3 separate regions of the Homo sapiens genome follow, and regions 2 and 3 are each linked to region 1. Evidence: read pairs that join two places in POLR2A ChIA-PET (ENCODE). Cell type or tissue: MCF 10A. All regions are shown on one strand. Region 1 overlaps AMOTL1 (angiomotin like 1). Region 2 has its middle 10 kb from the start of SRSF8. Region 3 overlaps PIWIL4-AS1 (PIWIL4 antisense RNA 1).

Region 1 (4,000 bases):
CCTTGCCAGATGTCGACTGGCCGTGAGCCCAGAGGGTGTGCAATTTCTGATAGAGGTAGTTTTGTTCGTGTTTCCCTTCTAGACAAAGAATTCTTGAAGGAAAAGGAGAAATTAGAAATGGAGTTAGCAGCAGTGCGGACTGCAAGTGAGGACCATCGGAGACACATCGAGATCCTGGACCAGGCTTTGAGCAACGCCCAGGCCAGGGTCATCAAGCTGGAAGAGGAGGTGAGACCAGGCTGTGGGGATTTGGTGGGGAAGAGGGCAAGCAGAGCCCAGAGGGCTTCCACTTTCTTTTCCTAACCCACCTACTTTAACCAGAGCCAATTCCAAGGAGTTGAGACAGGGGAGGGATATGGGAAACTTCTCAAATAAAAGTGAATAAAAACAGAGTCTATGCATTCTAGAGCCAGGCAAAGTATGAAAAGCACATGGGAATCCCATCAGCAAAGCACTCACACTCGGTGTGAAGCCCAGCCTACAGCCCATCGGTTGACACGTGTCCTACTCAGTCATCATGCATTGCATTTAGTAGTTTCTGATGAAATCAACCCGTTAGCTTAAGTGTTATGAGGTAGCCTTTTCCTTAAAGCCTGACTGAGGAATTAAAATGACCATTTCCGAGGTCCAAGCCAAGGAATCCAGGCTATAGATGAAGAAGAAGAAAAGGAGCAGAGGCCTAGCCAGGCAGCCAGGGGCCAGCTGCCTCACACCTTCCAGCACCCTGTGGTGGTGGCGGCAGGTGCCTCTGTGTTACACAGGCTTACCTGAGCAGGATCCGTTCCAGGAAGTAGAAGCCCAAAGTCTATAAGAGTCTTAACTGAGAAAGTCTGCCTGAAGTGCTTAGCTTGTTGCTGGGCACAAAGGAAACAGTATTGTTACTAACCCAACTGTTGTTGAATTTAAAAAAACTGTCTCTTCAGAAAACCTCCCCCGATGCTAAGTAACAGGGATGTTTCATCAGATTTCAAACACAAGGATAAAGCAGCTGAAGAGGAAGATGATGGAGTAAACGAGGGTCTTGCCCATTGGAAGCCTTTAAAACCCCATAAGTCTTGCATAGAAACTACCATTTTAATACTAGCATAAGGCTCCGGGGCAACAGCCTTCCATGTTGCCACTAAGGAACGTATTAAATATGAAAACACTTGCCACAGAAAGTGACCTCAACCCCTTAAAGACAGGAGATCTGTTATGCCTAAGGGAGGCTGGGGCTTCTCATTATTGTCATCACTGAAATGACATCTCCATCTCCATGAGTGGAGCTAAGGAAAATCATGGTTTTTAAAATCTTTTAGTTTTAATATTTCTATTAAAGTAAAAATTAGTTGTGAGCTTCTTGAAGACAAGTTATAACAACCAATATGGGTCTTTTTTTTAAATCATTATATTTATGTGAAATCTTTGGTTGGTTGAATGTAGCCTCTCCAGAATGTCTCATAGGTCTGCTTCCAGCATCACTCCTTTCTAATTAGAGTTTCCTTTAAGGGTCTTAATTCAGTTCAGATACTGAGAGCCTACTGTAATTTACCATGATGGGTAAGAGTGAACTCTAGAGCAGACAGCTGTAAATGAGAATCCTGGCTCTATGGCCTGTCAGCTGTGTGACCTTAAGCAAGTCACGTAACCTTGAAGACTTTTCTCATCTCTAATGGAGATAATAAAGGACTTTACCTCCTCTTCCTGTTGTTACTTGGAGGATTAAATGAGATACTACATATAAAGCACAATGCTTGGCATGGTAGTGTTCCAACAGTGTTGGCTGATGTAATTACTGTTACTAATCATCCTCATCGGGATATATGCCTTGCTAGAATTAAGGTTGATACAAAGGTGAAGGAGACAGATTCCTGCCTTCAAGCTTCTTGCAATTGCTTAAGGATAGTATTTATTCATTTAACAAATACTTATTGGGTGCCTACTAAATGCTGAGCGCTATTCCAGGCATTGGGTACGCCCTGTTCACTCTGCCCAGTGGAGACCAAAATAGGCAAATCTCTTGGTGCTTATATTCTAGTAGCTGCACATTCAGAAAAGTATACTCAGTGGAAGATATGGTAAGTGGTGTATGAATCACACACACAAAATATTTTGTCAGATGAGGCTGCAGGAACCTTCACTTAGTAGGTCTTCAGAAGCCAGTGGAATTGAGCAATCAAAATCACAAGGAATGAAAGGGCCAGATGAAAATCAATCCCAAGAACAGGTGTAAAAAGTCTAAAGTTGCTCTCTCCTCCTTGAAAGGTCAAAGCATCTCCATTTTATTCCAGTGGCTTCAGCTAGGACAGGATATAGGTATAACTCACAGCAATGCTGCCTGCTGAGTCAGAAAGCTCACCTAGCAGCTAAATCACTAGCATGTTCCAGCTTGCCAGTGTCATCACTGAACTTAAGATTGAATACACCCAGGTGCGGAATGACAGGAAATAGCATCTGGTGTCTTCTCACCCAGGACCAAATCAAGTTGATGCCTAAGCCTGATTTTTGGCACTAGCCAGTTCTCAGAATGCTGTCAGTATGCCCAGGATTTATGAACATGGGCCAAACTCCTAATTGGAAGAAAACAAAGTGTGAGAGTAAGAGTTGGAAGTTGTTGGTCATAATTCTAAATCCATAGCTGATGTGACATTTCCATAAATTATTTTAACCTTAATTTCCATCTCCTCAGTTATTGTGTTGTTGAATATTCACTGTGCACTTCCCATCTCTTCAAGGCCCCAACTACCTATCTATAAAGGACTCTGAAATCTTTAGGACAAAGTTACTCCATAGATAACTGTAATAAGAAAAATTTTTTATTTATGCACACATACATAAATGGGTACACATACATATATAAATACATACCTAATTTCTCTATTATAAATGTAATTTATGCTTATAGAAAACTTGAAAAAATATAGAAAAGAATAAAGAATTGCCATTCTGTCATATAGATAAGCATGCTTAATGCTAAGTATTTCATTCCTGCCTTTTTTTCATGGATAGACATTGTTATGATAATGTTGTATATAATTTTTGATTCTGGATTTTTCACTTGACATTATAGAATAAGCATTTCTTCATGATGTCAAAAACTCTTTTTTTAATTCTATCTATTTTATGCTATTTTTAGTTTTACTTTAAGTTCCAGGATACAAGTGCAGAACGTGTAGATTTGTTACATAGGTCTACATGTGCCATGGTGGTTTGCTGCACCTACCAACCCATCATCCAGGTTTTAAGCCCCACATGTATTAGCTATTTGTCCTAATCCTCTCCCTCCCCTCACCCCCGGCCCCCAACTTGCCCTGGTATGTTTTGTTCCCCTCCCTGTGCCTATATGTTCTCATTGTTCAGCTCCCACTTACGAGTGAGAACATGTGGTGTTTAGTTTTCTGTTCCTGTGTTAGTTTGCTGAGAATGATGGCTTCCAGCTTCATCCATGTCCCTACAGAGGACGTGATCTCATTCCTTTTTATGGCTGCATAGTATTCCATGGTGTATATGTACCACATTGTCTTGGACATTTGGGTTGCTTCCATGTCTTTGCTATTGTAAATAGTCCTGCAATAAACATACGTGCAAAAACTCTTTATTTACCTCACTTCCAATGCCTGAAAATGCAGAAATTATTAAGCAATAAATGAGTATTGAGCTCAAAGCTGCACAAATTACCAAAAGCAGGTACCCCAGTAGAGTCTTCAATTTCATACATCCTAGCCATTGTAGGTATAACTGGCAGTCTATGTGTAAATCTTTTCTGTTCCAGTGCACTTGAAGGATAGGAGTAGGGCGGTGGGAGGTACGTGCACCTGTAGTTTAAATAGGATCTCCAGGTAATCTGACCCCACCTCCTCCACCCCAGCTTTGAGAATCAGTGGTCTAAATTCTGTGCTCTTTTTTACTCTTCTCCACTCAGTTACGAGAGAAGCAAGCATATGTTGAGAAAGTTGAGAAGCTGCAGCAGGCCCTGACCCAGCTGCAGTCTGCATGTGAGAAGCGAGAACAGATGGAGCGG
Region 2 (4,000 bases), 230 kb after region 1:
ATGACCTTGCATCCTTGTTACGAGAAATTCCAGGAAGGCAATTACTCTGGATAGTAATAATGATTCTCTGTTAATTATTCCTTCCATCACCTCCTCCCTCACAGCCTCTTATTTTTCTTTTAATGGTGAAATAAATAAATGATGATGTGGTTTTGTGTTTTCCCTCTTGTCACAAACTCAGCCCATCCATTGGCATGCTGTGTATCATGTATACAAAGTTGATTCTGAAGCGTGATGTGTTTAGTAAAGCAAACCTTTCCCTTACTCACCACTTTTACCTTTCCAGCAGTTAGTTACAGAGGAAAACCGGATGTAGAGCCAGCTGAACAGCAATTGAATCTGGCCTTGCCACTTTGTGGTCATGTGACTTTCAGAAAAAAATCGTTGATTTTCTCTGAGCCAAAATTACAGTGCAGGATTTTTGTGAAGATATTGTGTGATGTAAATGTGACAGGCAAGTAGGAGGTGCTTGATAGATTTGAGCAAGAATTCTGTGCATTTATGCATTCTCCCTACCTCTAGGATAAGTCCGAGGGCAAGGACCTACTCTCATATCCTTTATTTCTGTGATGCTCAGTTATACCACTGTCCTCACCACCACTCCCACAGCCCTACCCATTACTTTTTTAATTAATGAGTTTTATTTTTTTAGAATAGTTTATGGCAAAACTGAGCAGAAGTTAGAGTTCTTCTATAGACCCTGTCCCCACATATGCATAGCCTCCCTCAGCAACATCCTCCACCAGAGTGGTGCATTTGTTACAGCTGATGAACCAATTGATGAACACACCATTATCACCCAAAGCTCATAGTTTATATTAGGATTCAGCCTTGGTGTTGCACGTTCTTTGAGTCTGGACAAATGACTTATAATGATAAGTATCCACTCTTATAGTATTATTCAGAGTAGTTTCACTGCCCTAAAACATCCTCTGTGTTCCACCCATTCATCCCTCCTTAACCTCTGGCAACCACTACTGTTTTTACTGCCTCTATAGTTTTGCCTTTTCTACAATGTCATATAGTTGGAATCACAGAGTATGTAGCCTTTCAGATTGGCTTTTTTCACTTAGTAATATACATTTAAATTTCCTCCATGTCTTGTGGCTTGAAAGCTCCTTTCTTTTTATTGCCAAATAATATTCCATTGTCTGAATGTATCGCAGTTCATTTATTCATTCATGTATTGAAGGACATCTTGGTTGCTTCCAAGTTTTGCAATTATGAATAAAAATGATGTAAACATTTATGTGCAGGCTTTTGTGTGGAGGAAAATATTCAGCTCATTTGGGTAAATACCAAAGAGCTTGCTTGTGGGATTACATGGTAAGAGTATGTTTAGTTTTATAAGAAACTGCCAAACTGTCTTCTATTACTTTCACTAGTAGGAAACTTCTTTTTTTCTCATGATCTACCCACGTATTTGTACAAAAGTTCACATATACTTATTTGCAAATTCCTCTCCTTGTTGTACTTGGCCTTGTTGCAATGCTGCCAGGGCAAGGTCAAGATTTCAAAAACAATCAGGAGCCAGAAGAGCCAACCTTTCTTCAGAACTCCTTCACTAGCTTATTGAGCAATCTTTCAGTAAATCATCTCTTTCCTCTGGCTCTCCACTTCCTTATTTGGGCAAAGGGAGCTCTTAGCTATTTGCACCTGTGCTAGAGTTGGCACACAACAAGTTCAGACCAAAGCAAACACAATTTGTGCTCAATAAATGTTGGCTATTATTACTTATAAGCCCACATTTGTAAGATGTGCATTAGAAACTACACTTGAATGCACACTTGTAGAGGTTGGTGTTTGGGTCTTGACTCTAAGATTTATTTTAAAATTTTAACTATAGGTTTTGACTGACTACCGGGCCACACTAAATTATTCATAAAGATTAACCATTACACTAACTATTTTGTGTATGTGTGAGAAGTCCTTTCCAGATATTTAGAAATAACTTCACCCTGATATGTATTTCACTGAGCTGTGACCATATAGAAATTAGAAGTTGGGGTTTTGTTCAGTGTTTTAGTTACCTATCATTGCTTTAAGTAGAAAACCACAAACAGTTGCTAGGAATTGGCTGCAGAGATAAGTGGGAAGGAAACCCATATAAGTTGAATAGAACCAGGGTAATGAACAGCCCCTCACTCCAGCTGCCTTGCAGATCCCACTCTGCTCACCAGCCTCTCAAGATGAAATTTCTAACATTCTCTAGTTGCTCCTCATTGCCACTGATCTGTAGCAACTGTCAGGGTAACACCTGGGGACCCTTCTCACTAATCCGCAGCAAGTGCTGGATGTTATGGAGATAAGCAGTTTCGGGTAGACAAAGGAGGGGAAAACCTGAGTGCTGTAGGGAAAGGGTGTCATTGTTAGAGGTGCCACCTTACAAAAATGTAATATTTGTACTACTGGTATCCTGGCATTCAGTTTCCTTGTGTCCTAATAGTTCAGGGCCCTCCACCCAAAAAAGTACCACACTCAGGCCTGTGGATCTCTGAGAGCATCTTTTCCTGTTCTCATCACAATCTTTTATTTATTTATTTAATTTTGAAATGGAGTCTTGCTCTGTCACACAGGCTGGAGTGCAATGGCACAATCTCTGCTCACTGCAACCTCTGCCTCCTGGGTTCAAGAGATTCTCCTGCCTCAGCCTCCTGAGTAGCTGGGATTACAGGCACGTGCCACCACACCTGGCTAATTTTTGTATTTTTAGTAGAGGGGGGTTTCACCATGTTGGTTAGGCTGGTCTGGAGCTCCTGACCTCGTGATCTGCCCCCCTTGGTATCCCAAAGTGCTGGGAGTACAGGTGTGAGCCACTGTGCCCAGCCAAAATCTTTTATTTTTTTGGCCCATCCCTCAGAGCCTCTTCTTAAAAGATTCACATTGCATCTGTCTATGTATTTCAGGACCCATTTATTCATTTACTCATTCAATAAATGTTTACTGAGAACCTACTGTTCCAGGCTCTGTTCTTGGAATTGGGGACACAACAGTGAAAAAGACAAGTTTCAACTCTCTTGGATGATCTATTCTCATTATCAAGAGTGATATATAATAACATGTCAAGTAATTGTAAGGGCTATGAGGAAAAATAAAGCAGAGTGAGGGGTTAGAGAGTAACAGAGGCTGCTTTATCTGATAGGATAGCTACAGAAACCTCCGGGGGATGTGGTCCTTGAACCTGTGACCGCGGGAATGGGGCTTCATTGTGGGCAGAGGGGCAAGTGCAAATGCCCTGAGATAGCAACATGTGCTCACAGATTAGCAAAGGGGCTGGCATGTAAGAGTGAGGGAGTAGGAGCCAAGGCAGGGATCTGAATGTGGGGATGAAGCAAGCATAAATGTCTTAACTCACTTAATGCATACTCCTCCAGAAACCCCTGAGCAGTTGGAGTGGTTGATGTTTCAGGTAAGCAGGGGGTGGAGGAACTTGGGGACCACAGAGCCCTTGAAAGCACTCATAATTCACAACCAACCCTGTGAATGGCTCTCTTTCCTACCAGATGCAAATCTTATGAGAGAAGGAATTATACTTTTTGGTTCCCTGCTGTGTCAGCTAACATGACATGTATCTGACTCCTACCAGGCACTTCATACTACTGTCTAATTGGATTGGACTCTAGCAGTCACAGCAGATCCCTGGCATTCACTAAGTTAACAACAGTCATTTCAGCTGCTTATGAGCAATCTCAAATCAGAGCCTGCGTAGGAATTTCCTGGAAAAACAGCTACTAGGTGGGAGATCAGGTATGAGAGTCAAACAGGCAATAGATTTGGAGTATTAAGGCTATGCACTGGAAAACCCTGGCTCCAGATAAGGATAATATTTAGAAAAGTGCTAGGATTAGGAATTTGCAAAGATCTCAGGATCCATTCCTTGTGAATATCAAGTGTCTACTCAATAAGTTTTTCCCACCTGAGAAACTCCTTAGGAACCAAGTGGCCTAACCTTGCCTCTCATGATGATATTACCTTAACTGTACTTACACTTGGCCATCTA
Region 3 (4,000 bases), 150 kb before region 1:
ATTCAGCAATGAAAAGAAACCAACTTCTGATACAAGCAACAACATGGATGAATGAACCCCCAAAACATGCTGAGTGCACACAAATTTGCATAAAAGAATACAATTTGTATGGTTCCATTAATATAAAATACTAAAACAGGCAAAACTAATCTGGTGAAAATCATCAGAAGATTGGTTATCTCTTGGGATGTGAGATAGGGGTTTGCTAGGAAGGGACATAAAGAAACTTTCCAGAGTGATGGTTATGTTCTGTATCTTGGTAGGAGTTTGGATTGCACAGGTGTATGTGTCTAGAGGAACTTGGAAATGATACACTTAAGATCTGTGCATTGCACTGTATACAGATTTTATCTGAATAGAAACAAAGAAATTGTAAATAAATATTGAACTCTGGCTAATAATATTGAAGTATTTGGGGGGAATATACTAATGTCTGAAACTTATTTTGAAAGACAATAACAAAAATAATTAAATGAGTTGCTGGATGGATAGAGAAATGAGCAGAGAATCAACATGGGATAAAACTAACGTGGCAAAATGTTAATTGAAGAAACCCGGTGGTAAGTATATAGGTGTTCACTGTACAATTATTCTGACTTTTCTCTAAGTTTGAAAATTTTAATAGGCTTTTGAGAACAAAAAAAAATTGAAGACAATTGGCAGATTACCCATTGGGTTGAGTCCTGGCCTTAGGAAAAGACATGAGAGTCTAGCTCATAGGCAAAGGAGGCTCCTGGGGAGGAAAGGAGGCTCCTGAGTCCAGCAATTGGCCTTCTTTGCTCCATTCTAACTTTGGCAATGAACCTAGAGGCTGAGACAAAGCAAATAACCAAGTTCTTTTTCGTTCTACAAGACCCACTGGCTCATGCTCTCTCCAAATGCCTCACCAACAAGATGGTGACTTTAAGCATTCTCAGCAGATCTATTCTAGAGACCTGGAATGGAAAAGGACTGACACCATTCACTCTCCTTCTGCTGAGCACCTACTGTATGGTACTCTCTTTGCTAGGTTTCAAGGACATTATGATGAACCAAATAAAAATGACTCCTGCCTTCATTGTTCTTACCATTGATGAAACGCTGCCCGTCTTCTACTCCTATCATTATTCACACCCCAAACAAAAGATTTGCAAGTTCCCTTTGTAAGCCACTTTGACATGTCTTAAATCTGTGATTTCGAAAATCTCTAATGTTGGATCTGAATACCTCTATCTAAATAAAAAGTGCATTTTTTCTTGTTTTAGCCTCTTTGGAGTGAAACTTGACACAGGAAAATCTCAAAGCCTCAAAATAGCTGAGCAAGAAATTAGATAGAAGCCTAATGACCCAGAGTCACCTTATACTCTCCTGAAATAGAAGCCTGGGAGAAAGGGCAGCTGGCTGCTGAGCTCAACCCTCTGCCCCACTTCCAACAGAGATCACACTCATTACCATTCCTTTCCCTAGCACCCCAGCCAGAACTCTTGTCCAAAGTTTAGACCAAGGACTTGGCATCAAGAGTAGGTGATTGGCCCACTGGGTAGCTTGAAATGACCTTGAATCCCATGTTACAAATCTAATTCCTCCAGCCTCACCTTTAACATACAGAAGAAAAAAAATCCTGTCTCTTTCTCCAAATCCTTCTGTTTAGAACGCAGGCATGTTTTGAACTGATATGTTAATATTACAAATGACCCCATATTGAATGAGTGGCATTATGTTCAACAAAAAGAAAATAAAAATTGGTTGCATTTTTGAGAAAGGCTGTCACACTTTTTCCTGTAGCAACTAACCTCCTTTTCTTAACTGAATATTTTTCCCTTTGCAAAGTCCAGTCACCTGTTTGTCACCTTTGCTTACAGATTCATAGCTCTGAAAATTTCTTAGCAATTTGGTCATTTCCAGCTTCTTACAGCCCCTCCTCCTGGCTGAAATACCTTCGCTTCTTCTTCCTCCCTGCTTCCACTTCCCCAGTAATTTTCACCTCTCAGAAAGTCTAAATATCTATTTTCCTTCCCTAGAGTACTGTTTTTCAGAGTTGGATTTGGGGGAGATAATGACATGACTCAAGGAAATAAGTGCATAATTTTTCTTTCTCTGGTGCCAGTTAAGGCAATTGGTGCCTTAGGATTTTCTGAAGCTCTTTGAAAACAACAGGGTTAGTCAGATTCCAGCGATTTACCTTCTGAAGGCTGAGCATGTCTGGGCAATGGCTGCATAATTTGGATGGAGTCATCACTGATGAAGCAGAGTTGGCTCAGCCAGGCAGCACTCGTTGCTCTTTTTAAACTCCACGGCACCAGGGATGAAGTCACCTTTCTTCTTTTAAAACGAACACATTTGCTCTGTGAGTCCCTGTCACTTCTGTTAGAACTTAGTATTTTTTCCACTGCCGGTCACCAGGACTTCTCACAGGTAAGAAAATTCTTATTTAGTGGGTTTCACTCTAGGGAACCTTAACACGAGGGGGGGATTTTGGAAGGCATCTATGGGCAGAGTTGGAATTAGATCAAGAAATACTCCATTGGGTGGGGAGGGTGGCTGTTTCCATGGCAGCCGGTCCCCACCTGGTGGGGTGGCAGACCATGGCTAGGCGAAGTCAGCTTTGAGCTGCAGTGGTGGGCTCTCACAGTGGGTGTAGGAATCTAATCGGGGCTTGGTATTAGGTGCCTATTCTAAGAGCTGTATAATGAGCATGTTAGTGAAGCAACTGTAAGTGGACTCCTTTGGGCTAGGGCCATCCATACCTCCTTTGCCTTCCTACTGATTGGGTAGACTCTTAGAGAGCTGATTCTTATAAAATATGTGCAGAAAAGCAGCTCTCTGGAGAGCCTTGATTTGCTGTTTCGCTGGTGTGAATGCTTCCCTTCTTTCTCAGGAGTGTAGCAGGAAAAAAAGGGGCCCAGGATGCCTGTTCTGACATGCAGGTACCTTGTTCAAACAATGGCTGTGCTGCCGCATGCAGGGCAGAAGTGTACAAACATATCTTAGTGCCTGACCCTATGAGTTCTTCCAAGAAAATATACATGAGGTCTCTCTCTCTCTCTCTCTCTCTCTCTCTCTCTCTCTGTGTGTGTGTGTGTGTGTGTGTGTGTGTGTGTGAAGGCAGACCCTGTGCTCCTAGAGACCACTGAAATCTCCCTGCAACACTTCCTATGAGTTATATGAGTCTCTGTCACTGATTGAATCATACAACTCTTATCAGCTTTGGAAGGCTCAATAAAGACATCTTGTTTATGACAGAGGTGCCTACAGGATGATAAACGGCTTTTGGAAAGAAAGTTGAACCACTGTCAAATGAAAATGTTGAGAATTGCAGAGCCCTTTATTTCTTGGCACAGAACCCTGCCACATATAGTATTTGGCACAATCATCTATAACCTATACAGGGAGCAAAGACTCATTTAGATAAGAGATGTTTGCTTTGTTTTAAATGCAATTGCATACTGGCTGCCAGTGCCTGGTTATACATTCACCTCAGACTAGACCATATCCAGAATTCATCCTCACCTGAAATCTGCTCCCCCTTCTGTGTCCCCTAGGTCTGTGAAAAGTTCCTGGTGGTAGATTTCTGGATTTCACCCTAAACACCCCTCCAAACTTCCTCACATTTTCACATCTGATTTGGGAACACATTCAGCAGATTCGAACTCCATATTATTTCTCAAATCCATCCATTTCTCCCCACCTCCACAGATATTACCCTAGTTTAAAGCCGTTATCAATTTTTTCTAGGAATACAGAAACCTCACATCTGGGCCTCCTCTCTCCAGTCTTACCTCCCAGCAGCATCCAGAATGATGGTTCTAAAATAATTGATCAGCACCTGCACAATCCAATCAATCACTAGTCTGTTGAGTCAGTCTTCTTAATATCTCTCCAAATGGTTTACATCTCTCTACCCCACCACTACTACCTTGGTCTAACCCATCAACACGCTTTGCCTGAGTTATTGCATTATCCCCTTAGCTCGTCCCCCCTGCTACCAGGCTCACTCCACTCCTAGTATAAGACGCTCTAA

The links. Peaks named below come from ENCODE experiments on the same cell type or tissue, not always from the same donor. Only the 100,000 strongest peaks of a DNase experiment are listed, where the experiment ranks them.
Region 2: POLR2A ChIA-PET joins it to region 1 with 6 read pairs; 1 of 35 experiments calls an interaction of 5 or more read pairs at or near these places.
Region 3: POLR2A ChIA-PET joins it to region 1 with 6 read pairs; 1 of 35 experiments calls an interaction of 5 or more read pairs at or near these places.

The regions. Positions count from the first base shown.
Region 1 is chr11:94,850,032-94,854,031 of GRCh38, forward strand. It overlaps AMOTL1 (angiomotin like 1), which reads left to right. Exons shown (of 13, transcript NM_130847.3): 7 at 83-228; 8 at 3,902-4,000. Among named protein-coding and RNA genes, the nearest start is that of AMOTL1, 84 kb to the left of the region's middle. In MCF 10A, no CTCF peak of the experiment used is centred here; a DNase peak (open chromatin) is centred at 2,380.
Region 2 is chr11:95,075,114-95,079,113 of GRCh38, forward strand. No RefSeq gene overlaps it. Among named protein-coding and RNA genes, the nearest start is that of SRSF8, 10 kb to the left of the region's middle. In MCF 10A, no CTCF peak of the experiment used is centred here; a DNase peak (open chromatin) is centred at 1,548.
Region 3 is chr11:94,704,204-94,708,203 of GRCh38, forward strand. All of the region lies in intron 1 of PIWIL4-AS1 (PIWIL4 antisense RNA 1), which reads right to left. It also overlaps a transcript of AMOTL1 not described here. Among named protein-coding and RNA genes, the nearest start is that of PIWIL4-AS1, 34 kb to the right of the region's middle. RefSeq lists an enhancer at 1,781-2,980. In MCF 10A, no CTCF peak of the experiment used is centred here; DNase peaks (open chromatin) are centred at 2,198 and 2,888.